Linked DNA regions of Homo sapiens: region 1 is linked to region 2. A link is a loop called in an ENCODE intact Hi-C map of the cell type or tissue named here. Cell type or tissue: CD4-positive, alpha-beta T cell. All regions are shown on one strand. Each heading gives the region's core, and the rest is flanking DNA. Links, peaks and the distances in the headings are about the cores only.

The links. Hi-C counts contacts between places; a loop is a spot of excess contacts. Peaks named below come from ENCODE experiments on the same cell type or tissue, not always from the same donor. Only the 100,000 strongest peaks of a DNase experiment are listed, where the experiment ranks them.
Region 1: a loop joins it to region 2, with 1.8 times the contacts of the local background. A loop is called at or near these places in 4 of 110 quality-filtered maps.

The regions. Positions count from the first base shown.
Region 1 is chr11:47,855,414-47,866,219 of GRCh38, forward strand. No RefSeq gene overlaps it. Among named protein-coding and RNA genes, the nearest start is that of NUP160, 12 kb to the left of the region's middle. RefSeq lists enhancers at 6,312-6,381, 7,767-7,816. In CD4-positive, alpha-beta T cell, for the core only: no CTCF peak of the experiment used is centred there; DNase peaks (open chromatin) are centred at 4,328 and 7,948.
Region 2 is chr11:47,995,793-48,006,598 of GRCh38, forward strand. All of the region lies in intron 1 of PTPRJ (protein tyrosine phosphatase receptor type J), which reads left to right. Among named protein-coding and RNA genes, the nearest start is that of PTPRJ, 21 kb to the left of the region's middle. In CD4-positive, alpha-beta T cell, for the core only: no CTCF peak of the experiment used is centred there; DNase peaks (open chromatin) are centred at 5,999 and 6,955; H3K4me3 peaks cover 1,500 bases; H3K27ac peaks cover 6,300 bases.

The DNA of each region.
Region 1 (10,806 bases), core at 980-8,979, 140 kb before region 2:
AGACAGAGTCTTACTCTGTCACACAGGCTGGAGTATAAGGTGCAATCTTGGTTCATTGCAACCTCCACCTCCCAGGTTCAAGCAATTCTCATGCCTCATCCTCCTAGTAGCTGGGATTTCAGGCGTGTACCTCTAACAACATTTTTGTATTTTTAGTAGAGATAGGGTTTCGCCATGTTGGCCAGGCTGGTCTCGAACTCCCGGCCTCAAGTGATCCCCCACCTTGGCCTCCCAAAGTGCTGGGATTACAGGCGTAAGCCACTGTGCCCAGCCAATTTTCTGTAAATTTCAATTATGATTCATTATATGATTAGTTAAATGTTACTTCTGTATCTTTGTAGGAGCTTACATGTAATTTAATTCACAAAATCAAAACAAACTCTTGCTAAGGTGGGCGAGGTGGCTCACGCCTGTAATCCCAGCAGTTTGGGAGGCTGAGGCGACAGATCACTTGAGGTCAGGAGTTCAAGACCAGCCTAGCCAACATGGTGAAACCCCACGTCTACTAAAAATATAAAAAAAATTAGCCAGGCATGATGGCATGCACCTGTAATCCCAGCTACTAGGGAGGCTGAGGCAGGAGAATTGCTTGAACCTGGGTGGTGGAGGTTGCAGTGGTGCCATAATGAGCCAAGGTGGCACCACTGCACTCCAGCCTGGGCGACAAAGCAAGACTCCATCTCAAAAAAAAAAAAAAAAATCCTCGCTTGAACCATATGTTCTGAGTTTTACTTCTGAAAATATGAATGCCTTACCTATTAAAACTAGCTCTGGTATAACTGGAAATGAGTTGACATTATAGTAATTCACACTGAGGTGCTGATGACTATAAAAACTTCATAAATTGCCTTTCCCAGAGGTAAGTCATGGCAACATACACTACCTTAACTGGTAGGGCATTGCCCCTCCTCCCTCTCTTGCTAATCAGTTGTGGGAGTCCTTTTCTACTGCCTCGGTATCATTTTCAACAGAGTGATTCAGAGAGCTATCAGCTGACTGGAATTGGCACGTTATCTATATACTCCACTTACCATCTCATTCAAAGGGATTAAACTCTAGTGGTGGAATTGGAGGCATCAACAAAGAACCAGATGTGCAGGTAGCCTCAGTAGGGGCAGTTAAGTTCATCTCAGTAAAATATGTTTAATATTAGTCTTTTTTTTTTCTTTTTTAAGATAGAGTCTCACTCTGTTGCCCAGGCTGGAGTGAAGTGGCACCATCTCCACTCACTGCAGCCTCTGTCTTTTGGGTTCAAGCATTGTCCTGCCTCAGCCTCCCGAGTAGCTAGGATTACAGGTGCTCACCACCACGCCCAGCGAATTTTTGTATTTTTAGTAGAGACAGGGTTTCACCATGTTGGCGAGGCTGGTCTTGAACTCCTGACCTCAGGTGATCCACCTGCCTTGGCCTCCCAAAATGCTGGGATTACAGGCGTGAGCCACCGCGCCTGGCCAATATTAGTCTTAAAAAACAAGGTGGGCCAAGCATGGTCTCGCCATGTTAGCCAGGCTGGTCTCGAACTCGAGGCGGGCACAGGAGTTTGAGACAAGCCTGGGCAACATGGCGAAACCCCATCTCTACATAAAGTACAAAAATTAGCCAGGTGTGGTGGTACATGCCTGTAGTATCAGCTACTCTGGAGGCTGAGGTGGGAGGGAGGATGACCTGAGCCCAGGGAGGTTGAGGCTGCAGTGAGCTAGCTGAGATCACATTACTGGGCAACAGAGACCCTGTTTAAAAAAAAAAAAAATCAAGATCAAAAGTTGATCCAGTAAAAAGGGTTATTTGCATGTATAGAGTCCAAAAGTGCTTTTTTTTTTAGACAGGGTCTTACTCTGTTACCCAGGGTGGAGTGCAGTGGCATGATCAAGGCTCGCTGCAACCTCTGCCTCCCAGGTTCAAGTGATTCTCCTGCCTCAGCCTCCCAAGTAGCTGGGATTACAGGCTCGCACCACCACGGCTGGCTCATTGTTTTGTATTTTTAGTAAAGACAGAGTTTTACCATGTTGGTCAGGCTGGTCTTGAACTCCTGACCTCAAGTGATCTGCCTGCCTCGGCCTCCCAAAGTGCTGGCATTACAGGTGTGAGCCACTGTGCCTGGCCTCAGAAGTGCTTTTTAATATAAAAGTGTACAATACAATTAAGAGGCTAGAAATTCAGATATTTGAGTAGAGATTCTCACCTATATCTAGACCATCTTGAAGTTGCACCCACTTCAAACCCTCCCTTCTCATTCGGTTCTGTCTTAAAACCTCAGGGCTATCACTTCCTTTGTTGCTGCATGATCATGGGCAATGCCAATCAATGTGCTCACGTCTTTATGTCTTTCTCTGCAAAATAATGATGGCAATAAATATCAGTTGAGAGATTTTTGCAGTCTGTTTCATTCTTTTCTCTTTTCATCTGCTCCTGAGAGTTTTTTTTTTTAATATCCTTCTCCTGTGCTACCCCTACAAAGAATAAAAAGCTTCAAATCATAAAAATAGGATGAGTTTTTAGAAGTATCACTCCTTCCTCATTTTGCCTGCCAAGTTTCAATTTGGTGCAGGTGCCGAAAGATGTTTATAGGCAAATAAAATAAGTCACTTCCACGTCTCAGAGCAAGGATGCTCAGTGACCCGAATAGGGGTTAGAACTTTGATGAGAGGCTCCAGTTTGAGGTCAGAGGCCAATGCTTTTCCAAACCCCCAGACTTTAGTCTTGTTTTGGCTTGCATTTGTCACTGCCCAAATCTTGCAAGAATTTCTGGCAATTAAATTAGTCAAAATGTGTGACTACAATTTCAGAGCTGGCAAAGCCTCTATGGGCAGCCACAGGTCCACACCCAGTGATTGTTTATATTTCTCTCGCATCCTCCAGGATCTTGCTTACGCACCAGTTTCTCTTGAGTAACGGTATGTGGAGCCAAGTCAGTAACGGTAATATTCCTTGTCTGCCTCCTTGGGCTGGTCCTGACGCTGGCCTCGACAATGCCAGGCTCTGGAACTATTTGTTTCTGAATTCCAGCCAAGAAGTCTAACAATTCTCTCCTTTCCTTTCCATCGCCCTCTTCTTCCTTACTAATGCCAAGTCTGGGATTTTCCTTGTCTAAAGACCACAGGGGCAAGGAAATGAACTTTCTTGGGATACCACAGACCACTTAACAGAAAATGTGCCCTTTGTTCTCATTCAAATGCCTTTTCCTTAAATGATATTTCTTTTCTTTTTTTTGAGACAGAGTCTTGCTCTGTCACCTAGGCTGGAGTGCAGTGGCATGATCTCAGCTCACTGCAACCTCTGCCTCCCAGGTTCAAGCGATTCTCCTGCCTCAGCCTCCCGAGTAGCTGGGATTACAGGCGTCCACCACCATGCCTGGCTAATTTTTGTGTTTTTAGTAGAGGCAGGGTTTCACCATGTTGGCCAGGCTAGTCTCCAACTCCTGACCTCAGGTGATCCCCCCGACCTTGGGCTCCCCAAATGCTGGGATTACAGGCATGAGCCACCGTGCCCGGCCTCCTTAAATGATATTTCTAAGGTTTCCTCAGATCTATCTGCACTAACTACTTGATTTTTCCTAGGTGCCTGTCAGAAGACTAAAAGGAGGCATTGGAATTCTGAATTTTCTGATTAGAAAGCAGTAGCTCACCGTAATCCCAGCACTTTGGGAGGCTGAGGTGGGTGGATCATTTGAGGTCAGGAGTTTGAGACCAGCCTGGCCAAAATGGTGAAACCCCGTCTCTACTAAAAATACAAAAAATAGCCGGGTGTGATGGCAGGCACCTGTAATCCCAGCTACTTGGGAGGCTGAGGCAGGAGAATCTCTTGAATCTGGGAGATGGAGGTTACAGTGAGCCAAGATCATGCCACTGCACTCCAGCCTGGGTGACAAAGCAAGACTCTGACTCAAAAAAAAAAAAAAAAAAAAAAGGCCAGGTGCGGGGGCTCACCCTTGTAATCCCAGCACTTTGGGAGGCCAAGGCGGGTGGATCATGAGGTCAGGAGTTCAAGACCAGCCTGACCAACATGGTGAAACCCAGTCTCTACTAAAAATACAAAAATTAGCCAGGTGTAGTGGTGTGTGCCTGTAATCCCAGCTACTTAGTAAGCTGAGTCAGGAGAATTGCTTGAACCCGGGAGGCGGAGGTTGCAATGAGCTGAGATCATGCCACTGCACTCCAGCCTGGGCGACAGAGTGAGACTCTGTCTCAAAAAAAAAAAAAAAAAAGAAAGGAGTACCTCAAAAAGAAAAAGTGATTTGCCCAGGCATTTAGTCAGGCAATTCTATTAGTTGTGTCTGAATCCATTCTTTAAACATTTTAAAATGCTTTTAGCTCCTAGCAACCATATCCAAAACAAAGGAAGCAAACCCTTGTATTTACCTACAGGAAATAGAAAGATGCAGGTCTGGCTGTTGATCACTGATTCCACCATGAGCCAGAAAATTTTACTTCATTTGGCCAAACCCCGGGACAGTTCAGTAGGGATTGCTGTTGACACAAATAGGGGTTCCAGTTCCCACTGTTAACTAACCACTTGGCCTTGGCAAGTCACTTCATTTCTCTGGGCCTCAGTTTCCTCATCTGTAAAATGAGGCCTCTGGGCTTCATGATCTCTTAGGTTTCCTGGTTCACAACTAGGAAAATGCTAAGATAAAGGTATAGGTATAAACATCTTTAAAAAGTCAGAAAAACATCTATAACATTTCAAAAGAACAATCTCTAGTGGATAAAAATATGTGTACAGTACAGTTGACTCAGCAATTTCACTCAGAGTTTTATCCTAAGGAAACAATCACAGATATGCTTCAAGATACAAGGATTGACGGGCGTGGTGGCTCATGCCTATAATCCCAGCACTTTGGGAGGCCAAGGCGGGTGGATCACCTGAGGTCAGGAGTTCGAGACTAGGCTGGCCAACATGGTGAAACCCTGTCTCTACTAAAAATACAAAAAAATTAGCCGGGTGTGGTGGCACGTGCCTGTGATCCCAGCTGCTCAGGAGGCTGAGGCAGGAGAATCGCTTAAACCTGGGAGGCGGAGGTTGCAATGAGCTGAAATCGCGCCACTACACTCCAGCCTGGGCAACAGAGCGAGACTCAAAAACAAACAAAAAACAAGGATGACTGTCACAGTGTTTGCTTTTTTTCCCAAAATAAACATTTAATTTTAGAATAGGTTTAGATTTACAAAGAAATTGTAAAGGTAGTACAGAGATTTCCCGTATACTCCATCTATTCTCTCTCCCCAGCTCCCCTATTGTTAACAGTTTATGTTAGTATTGTCAGAGGCGTTCGAAACAGAGCGACTCCATTTTGAGTGAGGGCTGGAAAAATGAGGCCAGGACTTGCTGAGCTACATTCTCAGAAAGTTAGGCATTCCTAACCTCTAGATGTTTACGGCTAAGGGGACAAATTAATAATGCTTACTGAACAGACCCAGACTTGGGAGTGTCCAGATATCCCGATATCTGGAGAACAAAGGCATTCCTAATTTTGCTTTAAAGATAATAATATTGATTTTTGAAAAATATAGTAATTAAAAAAACTTAATCCTTTATCACAAACCCTTGTAGCAGAGCACATCTCCCCATATATACAAGCTTTGTACCTAGGGTGGATGCGTTCCTCCTCTTACTTTTGGGAACATCCTACTCTGTCTATGGAGTAGCTGTCCTTTCACCACTTTACTTTCCTAATACACTTGTTTTTGCTTTGCACTGCGGACTCACCCTGAAGTCTTTCTTGTGTGAGATCCAAGAACCCTCTCTTGGGGTCTGGATCGGGACCCCTTTCCTATCTGTAACAGTATGAAACATTGGTCACAACTAATGAACCAATACATATATATATATATTTTTGAGACAGAGTCTCGCTCTGTCACCCAGGCTGGAGTGCAGTGGCCTGATCTCGGCTCAGTGCAATCTCCACCTCCCTGATTCAAGCAATTCTCCTGCCTCAGTCTCCAGAATAGCTGGGATTACAGATGCCTGCCACCATGCCTGGCTAGTTTTTGTATTTTTAGTAGAGATGGGGTTTCACCATTTTGGCCAGGCTGGTCTTGAATTCTTGACCTCAAGTGATCTGCCCACCTCAGCTTCCCAAGGTGCTGGGATTACAGGCATGAGCCACCATGCCCAAACTAATAAACCAATATTGATACAGTATTATTAACTAAAATCCATACTTTTTTTCCCCCAATTTTAAGAGACAAGGTCTCATTCTGTCGCTCAGACTGGAGTGCAGTGGCATGATCATAGCTCACTGCAGCCTCAATCTCCCAGGCTCAAGTGATCCTCCCGCCTCAGCCTCCTGGGTAGCTGGGACTACAGGCACATGCCACCATGCCTGGCTAATTTTTAAATGTTTTGTAGAGATGGAATCTCTCTATGTTGCCCAAGCTAGTCAGGAATTCCCCTTGACAGTTTTGAGAAGTACTGAACAAGTATTTTGTAGAATGTCTTTTGTCTGATTTTTCTCTTAAAAAATCATGATTAGATTAGGGTTATGAGAGGAAGACCACAGAGGTAAAGTGCCATTCTTGTCCCAGCACAGCAGCAGGGGTACATGCTGTCTGCGTGACTTTTCGCTGATTATGTTAAGCTTAGTCACTTAGCTGAGGTAGTGTTTGCCAGATTTCACTGAGCTTTTTTTTTTTTGAGGCGGAGTCTCACTCAGTCTGTCACCCAGGCTGGAGTGCAGTGGTGCGATCTCAGCTCACTGCAACCTCTGCCTCCTGGGTTCCAGCGATTCTTCTGCCTCAACGTCCTGAGTAGCTGGGATTAAAGGTGTGTGCCACCACACCTGGCTAATTTTTGTATTTTTAGTAGAGACAGGGTTTCACCATGTTGGCCAGGCTGGTCTCGAACTCCTGACCTTGTGATCCGCCTGCCTCGGCCTCCCAAAGTGCTGGGATTACAGGTTTGAGCCACGGCGCCCAGCCTCACTGTGCTATTTTTTTAAAATAAAAAAAGTTCTCAAGCAAACTATAGGTCAATAGAGGACTTTAAACTCCATGGGGGCAAGATCTTTGCCTGCTTTGCTCACCACTGTGTATCCAGTGCTGAGCACATTTCTGACAAATAGTAGGTGTTAATTAGAATTTGTTGAAAGAGGGTCAGGCATGGTGGCTCACGCCTGTAATCCCAGCACTTTAAGAGGCCGAGGCGGGTGGATCACCTGAGGTTAAGAGTTTGAGACCAGTTGGCCAACATGGTGAAACCCCGTCTCTACTAAAAGTACAAAAATTAGCTGGGCGTGGTGGTGCATGCCTGTAATCCCAGCTACTTGGGAGGCTGAGGCAGGAGAATCGCTTGAACCTAGGAGGCAGAAGTTGCAGTGAGTCGAGATCATGCCACTACACTCCAGCATGGGCCACAGAGCGAGACTCGTCTCAAAAAAAAATAAAAGAATTTGTTGAATGAAAAAGTGGGAAGATAAATAAATTAACTTCTCCAATATGATGGAATACTGGCAATTATCATAAACATTTGATGATGTGAAAAAATGTAAAGTATTTATTGCTCAGTGAACAAAACAATTAGAAAACAATTTCTATACATTCAGTTTTCTATGAAGTGTGTTTGTGTGTGCAGAAAAATAACTAGAAGAATGTTGTCAACATGTTAACAGTGGTCGTTGGTTATTGCTGGGTGGGAAGGGAATGGGGATTTTTATTTTTTTCTTTGTTCCATATTTTTAAAAATTGTCACAATAAAAAGGAATTACTTTTTGAATCAGAAAAAGGAATAAAAATGGAGAAAAGTTTTAAACTTCAAAAAGATTCCCGAGCAAGGAAAACAGATATTCCAATACAATACTCAGCAACCACGTTATTTAGCCATGTATTAGTATCTGTGAAGGAACTGAAATCAGTGGTGCAGTGCAGAGAGGGTGTTGTCCTCAAAGTTCTGCAGTTTCTAGGAAACAGGGTACACTAGGCACCATCTGTTTCTGATTTAGAGCATTAGAGTTACAAGATCATAAGCCGTATCTTTGTTACTCTCATAACAAATTGTTTAAAGTTAAAAAAAAAGAGTAAAGAGCAAAACCAAATGCACAGGATGCCAGAGTGAATGGCATTATTGTATCATTTGCTTTCTCTTCCCAGGGGCTTTGCATTTTAAAAACACATGTTGTGGTTTTTCTGTGATTATCTTTCCACTTCCTGTGTTGTATCTCCTTACTGTAAATATCCTTTTGTATAGTCATGCTTTTTTCCCCTTGCGTCTTACATGTGTGTCTTTCTTAATATTCACTTTCTCCAGTCTTCTACTGTTTATTTTCCCTAATACTAATTTGTATGAGTCCATTGGTATTTTTATTCTCCAACAAGATTTTTTTAGAACCCTGGTTTCAAATCCTAGTCCCATCTTTTATTAACTGTATGGTCTGGGGGAAATTGCATAATTTCTCTGAATGTTTCCCGCTGAAAATAAGGACAATATTAGGTAACCAATGGGAGTATTGCAAGGATTAAATGAGTTTAATATAAATACATAGAGGATCTAGCCTAGGGATGGGCACAAACATGGCACTTAACCCTTGGTATCTTTTCCTTCCTTCTCTCCTTCTGTGTATCCTCTAATACTATGTCTCGAGTTATCTTTCTAAAACACCAACACATACTAAAGGGTCAAGTCTAACCTTAGCAGGTTTTCAGGGTCCTCCTCAAATAAGCCCCAACCCATCTTTGTGGTCTTACTACCTTCTGGGCACATTCCTTATACACATTACTCTCCAACCACACAAATTACTAGCTGTTGCCTAAATATATGTTACTGTTTCTTCTCTCCCTGACTTTGCAAGTGCCATTTTCTGTGTCTGCAAGTCTTTCCTGCTCCTATCTGACAAACTCCTTTGCAAAGCCTTCTCTGACAGCTTGAGGCCCCCATGCTTCCCTCTGACCATAGTAATTTGTTCAAATCTTTACGAATACAATTCCTTATTCAAGTGTCTGTATCATTCACTCACGTATTCGACAAATACTTACCCAGCTGCTACTATGTGCCAGGCAAATTCTGGTGGGAGTGCAAATTCTGGTGGAATTGTGAGATTCCATAAAGGCAGGGGTCCTGTCCTGTCTTGGTGTTTAGCACTGGCGAAAAGCAAGCACTCAGTATTTGTTTGTTGAATGTTGAATAAAATGAGAGCTTTTTTCTTCAATAGTCAAACTGAAAATTATAATGCTACCAAACACTTCCTCAAAGATAAAGGGCACATTTTCTTTTACATGTAACATATTATTGTGTTTATTAACACTTCCAGGGGGCTCAGAAATATTCCTTTGCTTCAAATGTTCTCCATCTGGAAGAGTTTAGCTAATTAAACCAAAGACTACAGATGAGTTGGCCCAATTTATCTCCAGGATGAAATCCTTTTTTTCCTCCAGAGAATTCCTCAGATAAATATCAAGGGTCAATGTTACTTTTAGTAACATACAGTTTTTGAAAGTCTTAAAAATGTTTTAAATTTCTAAATTCGGTTTAAAAATACTTTTGAAAATCTTATTTTTAGTTTAAATTTACCAGTGAACTTTAGTCTACACAAAAGCATTTGTTTTGACTCGAAATGATGCCAAATCACCAACTGGTGAATAAATTGGTAATTAATCTACAAAAGGGAAGTTAGAAAAAAATTCTTTCTCTTCCCCTCCGCCTTTTTTTTTTTTTTTTGGTAAGTTTAGATCCCTGTTAGCGATGATATTCTGTGCAGATTGAAAGCTGACTCAGAGAAAGCTATTATTATCCTTCCTTTTTCAGGGTTTAAAGTTTTCATTATTAACATTTGCCGACATTTTTTAGCTTTCATTCTCGTCCTTACCCTGTTCCCTTCTCCATTCCCTTCTAATGTGTAGAAACATGTGAGCCCTGTTTTCTTGGATTCATTTGGATCTCCCTTTGTGCACTTAACAGGACAATTATGAAAATTCATGTGCTGATTACATGCTGATTTTTTTGAGCTTCAGAATGAAAACACTGTAGGCCAGTCGTGATGGATCATGCTTGTAACCCCAGCACTTTGGGATGCCAAGGCAGGCGGATCACCCGAGGTCAGGAGTTTGAGACCAACCTGGCCAACATGGTGAAACCCCATCTCTATTAAAAATACAAAAATTAGCTGGGTGTGGTGGTGGGCGCCTGTAATCTCAGCTACTCAGAAGGCTGAGGCAGGAGAATCACTTGAACCTGGGAGGCGGAGGTTGCAGTGAGCTGAGATCACGCCACTGCACTCCAGTCTGGGCAACAACAGTGAGACTCTGCCTCAAAAAAGAAGAAAAAAAGGAAAAGAAAAAGAAAACACTGTATAACTTCAAATTAACATCAATTAAATAATGTCCACAATAGCTGAGTTTTATTTATGTAAATTTAGTTATTCAGCTAAGCTGAATTTTTTTTCTCTAGTTGGAGACAATTTATCCATCTCCTGGGTTATATCATGAGATTTAAACTGATGGGCCCTGATAGGAAGAAGCTAAATTAGATTTTAATCAAAGAGATACTATGCAAAACTTGGTAGTGAAGAAAGGAAATCTAATGTCCAATACTGCCATCCTTGCCAGGCAATGTCCTTGTATGTAGAACTGACTCAACAGAATTTTCTTTTTTTTTTTGAGACAGAGTTTCATTCTTGTTGCCCAGGCTGGAGTGCAGTGGCGTGATCTCAGCTCACTGCAACCTCCGCCTCCCGGGTTCAAGCGATTCTCCCACCTCAGCCTCCCTAGTAGCTAGGATTACAGGCATGCACCACCACCCCTGGCTAATTTTGTATTTTTAGTAGAGACAGGGTTTCTCCATGTTTGTCAGACTGCTCTCGAACTCCTGACCTCAGGT
Region 2 (10,806 bases), core at 1,141-9,140:
ACTTTGGGAGGCTGAGGCGGGCGGATCACGAGGTCAGGAGTTCAGGACCAGCCTGACCAACATGGTGAAACCCTGTCTCTACTAAAAATACAAAAATTAACAGGGTGTGGTGGCACATGCCTGTAATCCCAGCTACTCGGGAGGCTGAGGCAGGAGAAGTGCTTGAGCCCGGGAGGCACAGGTTGTGGTGACCTGAGATTGTGCCATTGCACTTCAGCCTGGGCAACAAGAATGAAACTCCATCTCCAAAAAAAAAAAAGGCTGGGTGCGGTGGCTTACGCCTGTAATCCCAGCACTATGGGAGGCCAAGGCGGGTGGATCACAAGGTCAGGAGATCGAGACCATCCTGGCTAACACGGTGAAACCCCATCTCTACTAAAAATACAAAAAAAATTAGCTGGGCATGGTGGTGGGTGCATGTAGTCCCAGCTACTCGGGAGGCTGAGGCAGGAGAATGGCGTGAACCCGGGAGGCGGAGCTTGCAGTGAGCCAAGATCGCACCACTGCACTCCAGCCTGGGGGACAGAGCGAGACTCTGTCTCAAAAAAAAAAAAAAAAAAAAAAGAGGAACTTGGGAAAGAGCATGGGCTTTGGTGTCAGCAGAAGCATGTGTCCAGTTCCATGCTCTTCCCTTATAGCTGTGTGACCCTGCTATCTGCACAGGGACTTGAGCCTCTCAGAATCTGTTACTGCATCTGGAAAATGGAAATCTGGAAATGTCACTGCATCTGTAGCAACAACCAGGCCATTTTGTTACTAGGTTTAAGTGAGGGAAGGCATGTAAGGCACTCAGTCCAGATCATGGCACTTAGTAGGCCTGAGCACATTTGCTCCCACCTCAGTGACCTCCTTGTTAACACGACATCTCCTGACTTTGGGGCTGCAGAGTGATGCAGAGCACTGGCCAGTGTTGCCATGCACCCAGGGTGCAGGGAGACCTGTCTTGCAGGTGTTCAAACAACTTTTGTCAGCCTCAGTGTCAGGGACTTTTGTTGCGTAGAGCAGTCACCAAATCCTATGGTGAGAAGAGAAATCGTTGGAGATGGGGGTGCAGGGGTGGAAGCTCTTATTTCAGAAGACCTGTTGTGAGGTAAGACTCAGACCCTCAGCTTCTATCCGGCCACAGAGTTTGGGACCAGCCTTTCGATGTCTTTTGGAAGATGCACATGGAATGCTTAGCCTTTGCTCTTCCCTGGAACCTGGCTTAGGCTTTGCACCTATCCCACCATGTGGTTGGGGTGAGTGAGGACAACTTCTTTTCCTCCAGAACATGGTTTCTCCATCTCAGCCCTATTGACATTTTGGGCTGGATAACTCGCTGTTTTGGGAGGCTGTCCTGTGTGCCCCGTAGGATGTCCTGCAGCCTCCCTGGCCTCTGCCTGCTAGGAGCCAGTAGCGCCCCCTCCCCCACAGACAAAAATGTCTCCAGATATTGGCAGATGTCCCCTAAAGGGCAAACTACCCTTGCTGTAGGTAATACTTGCTTTGAAGTACTGGTGTGGATGGCCTATGCCCTGGCAGTCTTACTAGGTGGGACTGGCTGTCCTCTCATTCTCATGGGATTGGCCTCATGCTGGTAGCTGACTTCCTCCCCGTGAGACCGTAGGTCTAAACTAACAAGGTTTACACATGTGACAAACATCCAGGTTGCCAGGGCTCAAAAGAGGGTTCACATCGACTCCCTTCTCATTCACTGAGTCCTTTTTCGGGAGCTTTGGCCGAGTTTGTGCTGCGTCTGGGCATCTAGGTGTCGAGTTCTTCCCTAGTGTTTTCAGCCTCGGCTTCCTCCTCTGTAAAATGGGAGTAACTGATACTTTTCCTGTCTGGGTGGGAAAGGAACCCCGTGCTAATGTGATTGATGGTGTGGTGCTAAGCTCTGCTGCAAGGGATGTGAAGTTGAGGGAAAGGTTTACCATTTATTAGGAGCTTTGAGACCAAGTTCCTTCCACACAAGAGATATGCCCTGTCAAAGGGAGATCCCATTGCAAAGAGATTCACTGCCAAGTTCCCCCTCCCACTAGCTCCCTGGAGCAATTTTCAGCTTTTAGAGTGTTTAGAGGCCTCAGGGTGTAAAGCGAGAGAGAGAATGCCTTCCAGCCAGCGAGAGAGAATGCCTTCCAGCCGGTGACATTGAGAATAGCAGGAAAGAGGCAGAAGAAGAAACTGACTTGAAGGGTGATGCCAGCCAGGGGTGAGTGGAGTGAGGTAGGATTTGCTTTCTGAAAACTGGGATGTGCACACAACCTATCAAGAATACTTCACTTTGTGAGGCCCAAAAACAGCTCCTAGCACAGTGTAGAGCAGACTTGGTCAGAACTTCAATCCTTGATTTTTTTTTTTTTTTAACCCGAATTTCATGAGGTTTTTCTGAGACATCCACTGGACTGTCATATACCGTGTGCTGGGCTCTCATTTTATCCTTACAATTATTATGTTCATTTTAAAGACCTCATGTTAGCTAGATCAGTAGGGTGACTACAGTTTACAGTAATCTACTGTATATTTCAAAATAGCTAGAAGAGAACAATTTGGTTCTAGCATAAAGAAAAGACAAATATTTAAGGTGATACATATCCCAAGTACATTGATTTGATCTTTACAAATTGTGTGAATGTATTAAATTACCACATGTGCTCCAAAACTGTGTTCTTGAAAAAATTATCACGCCCATTTTAGAGATGAGGCACAGAGAGGTGGAGGGACTTGCCCAGATCCAGGTATGTGGCTCTCCTGTAATCTCGCTTCTATTGCTTTGTGATCAGCAGCAACTTAGTAGCTTTCAAAGCTTCAATTTTCTTGTGTGCCAAATGGGGCTAATAAATACCTTAGAGGATTGTGATCAAGATTCCGTGAAAAAATGTATGCAGTGCCCCCGGCAAGGTGCCTGGCATACAGAAAGTGCTCTGTACGCACCAGCTGCTGTCATTATTATTGTTTCAACTACCAGTGATCATAAAGGATGCCTGCTTTGATGAGCTTTTCCAGGAATATGGACTGGTCTGCCCTGATCTACTTGAATAATCTGTCTCAGGCCCTATTCGGTAAATACATGTAGGAGGTGCAGCTGCCAGGGAAGGGAGGGATGTTACCTGGAGAGGACAGAGTCTGAAGTTCAGGAAATACAGCAAGAGCCTTCCTCAGGGATGAAACATGTGATCTTATGGTCTGACTAGCCTCAAGCCAGCTGAGCTCATTGCCATGCAACTTGGTAGTTAATGATTGCTAGTAAGAAGTTTAAAAGGATCATCCCCTCAAAGAATGTCAGAGTTGGAAAAGACCTTAGGGACATTAGGCTAGGAAAGACAATGTCCTAGTGAGTGACTGCTTGGGCCCTGTATAGAAGGGATTCTCAGATCACTTGGGATGTCCTGGCTCAGCAGGAGGCTAAGGTGGGATCAATTAGTGATGTCTGCCATGGCCACAAGAGAGGCAAGGAGTGGCACATGTGCTGTTTATTTGCTGTCTTTGGCTGCAGCTGAGGACACTGAGGCCCAAGACTTGCTTGCTTACTGGACGATCACCCAAGTCATTAAACCACAAAAATCTCTTTTGGAAGGAATCTGTTAAGAATGTCTGATTATAAGAGTTGCACCTTTGAGCAAGTATTTTTTGCTTGATAGTCTTCAGTGAGGAGGAACTGTCTTCAAAGAGCACATTCTGTCTTTTGGCAATTCTCCCAATTAGAACTTAGACCACTGAGGTAGAAAGGCCTTAGAAGCCCCTTTAAGTGGGCTCTTCTCAACTGGGGCTGCACCTGAGAAGCTTTTGGAAAATACCAGTTGGAGGCTCCCTCCCCAGACCAGTGGATTCTGGATATCTGGGTGTATGGACACCTCTTGCCCCCATTGGTGTTTTATTTTCCAAGCTCCTCATGTGTTGTTAATATGTAGCCAGGGTTGAGAACCACTGAGACCAAAACTCTTTGGAAACAGAGACCCAGAAAGGGAGAACATGATTGTCTATGGGTATGTAGGGCTAGTGGCACAAGGAGAAGGAAAACTAGGGGGGAAAAGGCCTTTATCAAATGCCACCCATATGCTAGTCTCTTTTACTTTCATGCCGAGATTCTTCTTTTTTTTTTTGAGTCAGAGTCTCGCTCTGTCACCCAGGCTGGAGTGCAGTGGTGCGATCTCGGCTCACTGCAACCTCCGCCTTCTGGGCTCAAGTGATTCTCTTGCCTCAGCCTCCTGAGTATCTGGGAGTACAGGCTTGTGCCACCACAGCTGGCTAAATTTTTTGTATTTTTAGTAGAGATGGGGTTTCACCATGTTGGCCAGGCTGGTCTTGCCCTCCTCACCTCAGCTGATCTGCCTGCCTTGGCCTCCCAAAGTGCTGGTATGCCTGGCCCTTTTTTTTTTTTTTTTTTGAGATAGGGTCGTGTTCTGTTGCCCAGGCTGGAGTGCAGTGGTGTGATCACAGCTCATTGCAGCCTCAACTTCCTGGGCTCAAGCGATCCTCCTACCTTACCTGCCTGAGTAGCTGGGACTACAGATGTGTGCCACCTCTCCTGGGTAATTTTAAAATTTTTTTTTTGTAGAGATGGGGGTCTCACTATGTTGCCACAGCTGGCCTCCAAGTCCTGGGCTCAAACGATCCTCCCGTCTTGGCCTCCCAAAGTGCTAAGATTATAGGTGCAAGCCACCTCTCCTGGCTTGCTTCTTTCCCGTAAATTGAGGTGTGTTATTCCACTGCTTAAAAGCCTACATGGCTTCATATCGCTGTTAGTATAAACCCAAACAGTGGTCTGCAAGACTCTGAACCTTAGATCAGGATGATCAGACCCCTCCCTCCCCTCCACCCTCCGACCTCATCCTGGCTACCCACTCCCTGTTCACAGACTACAGTCACCTGGCTCTAGTACAACAGACACTTGAACCTACCCCGCCCCTCTCCCTCAGGGCCTGGTACTATCCTCCTCGCTCCTTCTTATCACTCAGGCCCCTCTATCCCATCATCCTCCTTCATTTCCTCCCATCCTTATCACCTACTCATTTCTGTCTGTCTCCCCACCTCTTGGATTATGAGTTCAGGGGAGTGGGACCCCCTATGTCTGATTTCCTTATGTGTAGGACAGAGCGTGCCTCAAAAGCATGCTTGCTTGGTGAATGAATTGAAAGAACCACCCTGACATGGAGCTGGTATTATCCACAGGTTACAATGGACTGGACCTCCTCTTCCAGTCCCATATAATTTTTTTTTTTTTTTTTTTTTTTTAAATTTTGAGACAGAGTCTCACTCTGTCGCCCAGGCTCGAGTACAGTGGTGATCTTGGTTTACTGCAACCTCTGCCTCCCAGGTTCAAGCAATTCTCGGTCCTCAGCCTCCCCAGTAGTTGGGACTACAGGCATGTGCCATTACACCTAGCTAGTTTTTGTGTTTTCGTAGAAACAAGGTTTCACCATGTTTGCCAGGCTGGTCTTGAACTCCTGGACTTAAGTGATCTGCCTGCCTTGGCATCCCAAAGTGGTGAGATTACAGGCATGAGCCATTGTACCTGGCCCCATATCACTTCTTATTATCTCATAATATTCTTACCTTTTGCAGTGACAGCCCCAAAGTGTGTGTGTGTGTGTGTGTGTGTGTGTGTGTGTGTGTGTGTGTTTGGGGTGGGGATCATAATAATCCTGCAGGTGGGGTTTAGCTCTGGTGAAAAGAGCACAGATCCTTTGATTTGGGTTTGAATCCCAGCACTTCCTCTTACTAAGCTGTGTGATCTTGGGACATTACTAACCTCTGTGAGGTTCAGTTTTTCTTGGCTGCAAAATGTAAGCACAATACTAATAAGTAACTGACAGATGCTGTGCTTCTGCCAGACACTGTACCCAGTGCTTTGTGTGTATTGGCTGAGTGAATCCTCATGACACCCTAATGAGGTAGGTCTCTTCTCTTCTTGCTTTCATTTTACAGGAGAGGAAAATGAGATGCAGAGAAGCTAAGCAACCAGCCTGAGGCCACACAGCCAATCAGTTGAGAGTCAGAGTTCAAGCCTAGGCTGCTTGCTGCCAGAGTCAGAGTGTTAGGTAGGACTTTATGAAATCATGCCCACAGGCCCCGGAACAGGTAGTGGTGCAGACACTTGGTAAACCGTAGTTACCCCTCCCACTTTGACATTTACTCTCCTGGTGACATTTAAGTTTTCTGACTGTTTTGTTGTTCAAGTTGGTGACAAAAGTACCAATTTCCTGCCTGCTCACTTCCAAACACAGCTTCTGTTGATGAGAACTAAGGGAGTACAACTTTTCAGGCCGGGGGTGTGCATGGTGTTTTGGGCCTTGGTGCTCAGGAAGTGTGGGCACTCCCTTAAATTTTTTAAATGGGCAAATGAGTGCATTTTCCTATTTAAATTTTTTTTTTTTTTTTTTTGAGACAGAGTCTCGCTCTGTCACCCAGGCTGGAGTGCGGTGGCGCCATCTCAGCTCACTGCAACCTCTGCTTCCCGGGTTCAAGTGATTCTTGTGCCTCAGCCTCCCGAGTAGCTGGGATTACAGGAGGCTGCCGCCACACCTGGCTAGTTTTTGTGTTTTTAGTAGAGATGGGGTTTCACCATGTTGGCCAGGATGGTCTGGAACTCCTGACCTCAACTGATCTGCCCACCTCGGCCTCCCAAAATGCTGGGATTACAGGCATGAGCCACCATGCCTAGCCTCACTCCCTTAAATTTTTAAAATGGGTAAATGAGTGCATTTTCCCATTTGAAACATTTTCTGCTTCAAATCCTTATTGAGCACTTTGTGCTAGGCATTGTGACTATGATCAGTATAAAAACCCCAAGAAAACAAAAAAACAAAAACAGTAATTCACTGTCCTGTCACCCCCAACTCATCAATCCTTTGCTTTTCCATAACTGGTTACCTGGGTGCTTTTCTTCGTTGTGATTATTTTTTATTGGAAATGCAGATTTGTGACTGTGATGGGCCTGAGGTCAGGTCACCTTGCTGAGGCGAGTTTCCTGGGCGGCTTTGCCCTGTTTTGATAAACAGAAGAATGAGCAGCTGGAGCTGCATTTCAAGTGGCTGCTTTAGTTGAGGCAGGCAGGCCTCAGTGTTTATGTGACACCGAGCAGCTTCAAAATGAGCTTGGTCATTTAAAAAAATTTATTTTTTCCTAGTTAGGTAACAGTGGTATAACAACATTAAAAGAAATGTAGAAACTAGAGAAAGGAAAAAAAAAAGCCCTTTATCCCCCCCATCACAAAACTATTATAATTTCAAAATAGTTACAAGTACAATGTATTCCAAGTGGCTTCTTATTTAAGATAATTATATTCACAGAGCAGGGACCGTTTCAGGTCCTTTAATGCTGAAAGGCTAAATAAAGAGAACTTTTTATTTTTTCCATGTTAATACATGGATGATATTAACCATGATGTTTAATAGCTACAGAATACTGCATGAAATGGATGTACTATAATTCATTTAGCCTTTTTCGTATTTAGAGATTTAAGCAGTAGCCAATTTTTCACCATTACAAGTGGTGCAAGGACCAATATCTTCATGAATACAGCATTTTCTGTAAAGCAGAAATTCTTTCTTCAGGATTAATTTCCAGATATCTTTCTGGTATTAGACACATACCACTTGCCTAATAACGTTCCAAAAGGAATTCATTGTTTACATTGCTATTAGAACATATGAGATTGCCTGTTTCATTATGTCCGTCCCAGCACTGGGTATTATCATTAAAAAAAAAAGATTTTAAATTTATTTATTGAGTTATTTACTTGAGACAGAGTTTTGCTTGTCTCCCAGGCTGGAGTGCTGTGGCACGATCTTGGTTCACTGCAACGTCCGCCTCCCAGGTTCAAGCGATTCTCCTGCCTCAGCCTTCCAAATAGCTGGGATTATAGGCACCCACCACCATGCCCAGCTAATTTTTGTATTTGTAGTAAAGATGGGGTTTCATCATGATGGCCAGGCTGGTCTCGAACTCCTGACCACAGATGATCCACCCACCTTGGCTCCTCAAAGTGTTGGGATTACAGGCGTGAGCCACCGTGCCCAGCCAATATTTTAAATTTAATGTTTACATTTGCACACATGCCAATTGGGCTTCATGGTGGCTGCCTCACACCACTTTTTGTCCGTGTGTGAGACTCACATAGAGGCTGTTTTCTGTGATCCTTTTTTAAAAAATAATTACATTTTTTTAATGCTCAGGGAAAATGTCAAATAATTGTTTATGTTTTGTACTGAAATCTGCACTGGTCTGATGGTACCCAGAAAAACTCTTAACTGTAGCCAGAAACCAGCTGAGCCTAGTTGTATGCAACCTGACTGCAAAGGTCATCAGGTGCTCTCATTTTATTTTTAGAGCTATATTTTAGCTCTAACGTGATTGTTGGGTGAACACTTGCAGAATGAAATATGACTGACACCTACCAGCTGTCTACACATTCCTGGTTATATCTTAGGAAGGCAGTGTGTGCTAGCACCTTGGGAAGAGAATGTTGAGTTCAAATCCTAGTTTTGCCCCTTGCACCAATACCTTGATCAGATTCCTCCCCTGCGTCCTCCCTACCCTTTCTTCAACTTCACACCTTAGTTTCTTTACTTGTAAATTGGGTTGATAGTGGGCTGCTGTCAGAATTAAGGACATCGTTTTGTCAAGGATTTTGCATACAGGAAGTCATGGTGACAGCTGTTGTTACTGTTGTCCTGAGGAGTGGGGACAGGAGAGGAGGAAAACAGGCTGGTCCAGGTGTCTTTCCTTAAAGGAGGCTCCAGCTTAGTTGGGGAGATAGATGGGCTGGTCAGAGTTTCAAGTCATAGGCAGTGCAGGCCTCAAAGGAACAGCCAGGACTTGAGACAAGAATCAGGCCAAGTGAGTAACTGTTGCTGCTGTGGCAGTGAATGTTAGCAGCCCAGGCCTGCAGGGGGGAAGACTCATTTGGGGTACAGTGAGAGGTCTTGCTGGGCAAATGCAGGGTGTTTGCGGCAAGGTAGGCTGGGGCTGGACTTGGAGGATGCCTGCGTGATTTAGATTCTATCTTGTAGAGAATGAGGTATCATGGAAGGATTTTCTTTTCATGTTGTAAATATTAATCATTTTATTGTTTTGTATTTTTGATGGCAATATAAAAATACCAGCTTTGTTGAGATATAATTTACATACAGTAAAATTCATCCATTTAGAAAGTATACAGTTCAAAGCTGGGCGCAGTGGCTCATGCCTGTAATCTCAGCACTTTGGGAGGCTGAGGTGGGTGGATCACTTGAGGTCAGGAGTTCAAGATCAGCATGGCCAACATGATGAAACCCCGTCTCTACTAAAAATACAAAAATTAGCCAGGCATGGTGGTGGGTGCCTCTAATCCCACCTGCTTGCGAGGCTGAGGCTGGAGAATCACTTGAACCTGGGAGGTGGAGGTTGCAGTGAGCAGAGATCATGCCACTGCACTCCAGCCTGGACGACAGAGTGAGACTCTATCTTAAAAAAAAAAAAAGCATACAGTTCAGTTGTTTTTAGTATATTCAGAATTGTGCAACCATCACTGCTGTCTAGTTCCAGAATATTTTCGTTACTCACAAAAGAAACCCCATGCCCACGAGTGCTCACTCCTGATTTCTCCCTCCCCCACCTCCTGGCAACCACCAATTTGCTTTCTGTTTCTGTGAATTTACCTGTTCTATGTATTTCATGTGAGTAGAATCATACACTGTGTGTCCTTTTGATTCTGGCTATTTCGCCTAGCATAGTGTTTTCAAGGTCCATCCATGTTGGAGCAGGTATCACTGCTTTGTTCTTTTTTTATGGCTGAATGATATTTCATCACAGAGAGATACCATGTTTTGTTTATCCTTTTATGAGCTGATGGTCGTTTGGGTCATTTCTACTTTTTGGCTATTGTGAGTGACACTGCTATGAACGTTTGTCTACCAGTGTTTGTGTGGCCACGGGTTTTCAATGTGGGAGGATTTTGAACTGGGGAGTGGTGTTTGGAGCCTTTGGGTGGGGTGGGCTGTGAGGAGCCTGTGTGTGTGTCTGCCCTTACTGGGCTGGGTTTAGGGCAAGCTTCATGTGCTTCCTTTCTTTTAAGGGACTCTCTGAGACAGGGTTATTATCCCCTTTTTGCAGATGAGGGCACTCAGGCTCAGTGAGGTTAAATAAGCTGCATGGCTAGACAATGGCAGATAGCAGCCCTGTCCGGCTCTTAGCCAGCTTGCAGCCACCTGCCCCTGCTGGGCCAGGCGATTGCAGTGGTCTTGGCTGGGAGGGGCCCAGAGGCTGTGTGGTGCTGGAGAGAGGCAGCAGGCTGGACCTGGTTGGGCAAGGCTGAGTGGTTGTGGGATAAGAGGAGATGTTTCAGAGCAGCACCCACAGAACCGCTGTGATGGGAGAAACAAGACTTCGAGTTAGGAGAGTGGGTTGGACTCTTGGTGCAGCCTATGTGACCTTGGGCTGATCTTGTCTCTTTTGAGCATCACTTTCCTCATCTGGAACCTGGGGCTCTTGTGGCTTCCTGCCTCTCTCAAGGGTGATTCGGGAGGAAGAGTGGGAGAGAGAGAGAGAGAGGGAGAGGATGGAGGCGAGAGAGGTGGAGTGGGAAAGGAGGGCAGAATCTGCTAGAACCTGCAGAGCTCATAATCTAGGGGCGGGGAGGGACATGCAGCAGGTGCAGGCAGGTGTGGGAGGAAGTAGCCTGGTCATCTGGATGGACATCCCTGCCCATTCAGAGAAGCTCTGAACCCTGCAAAAGCTCCCACGTGGAGGCCAGTGAGCTGGTTATAATCCAGAGACTGTCAGTTTTTCCTAGTACATATTTGGACCTGAGCCTTTGTTTCTGCAAAGAGTCTGGTACTGACTCAC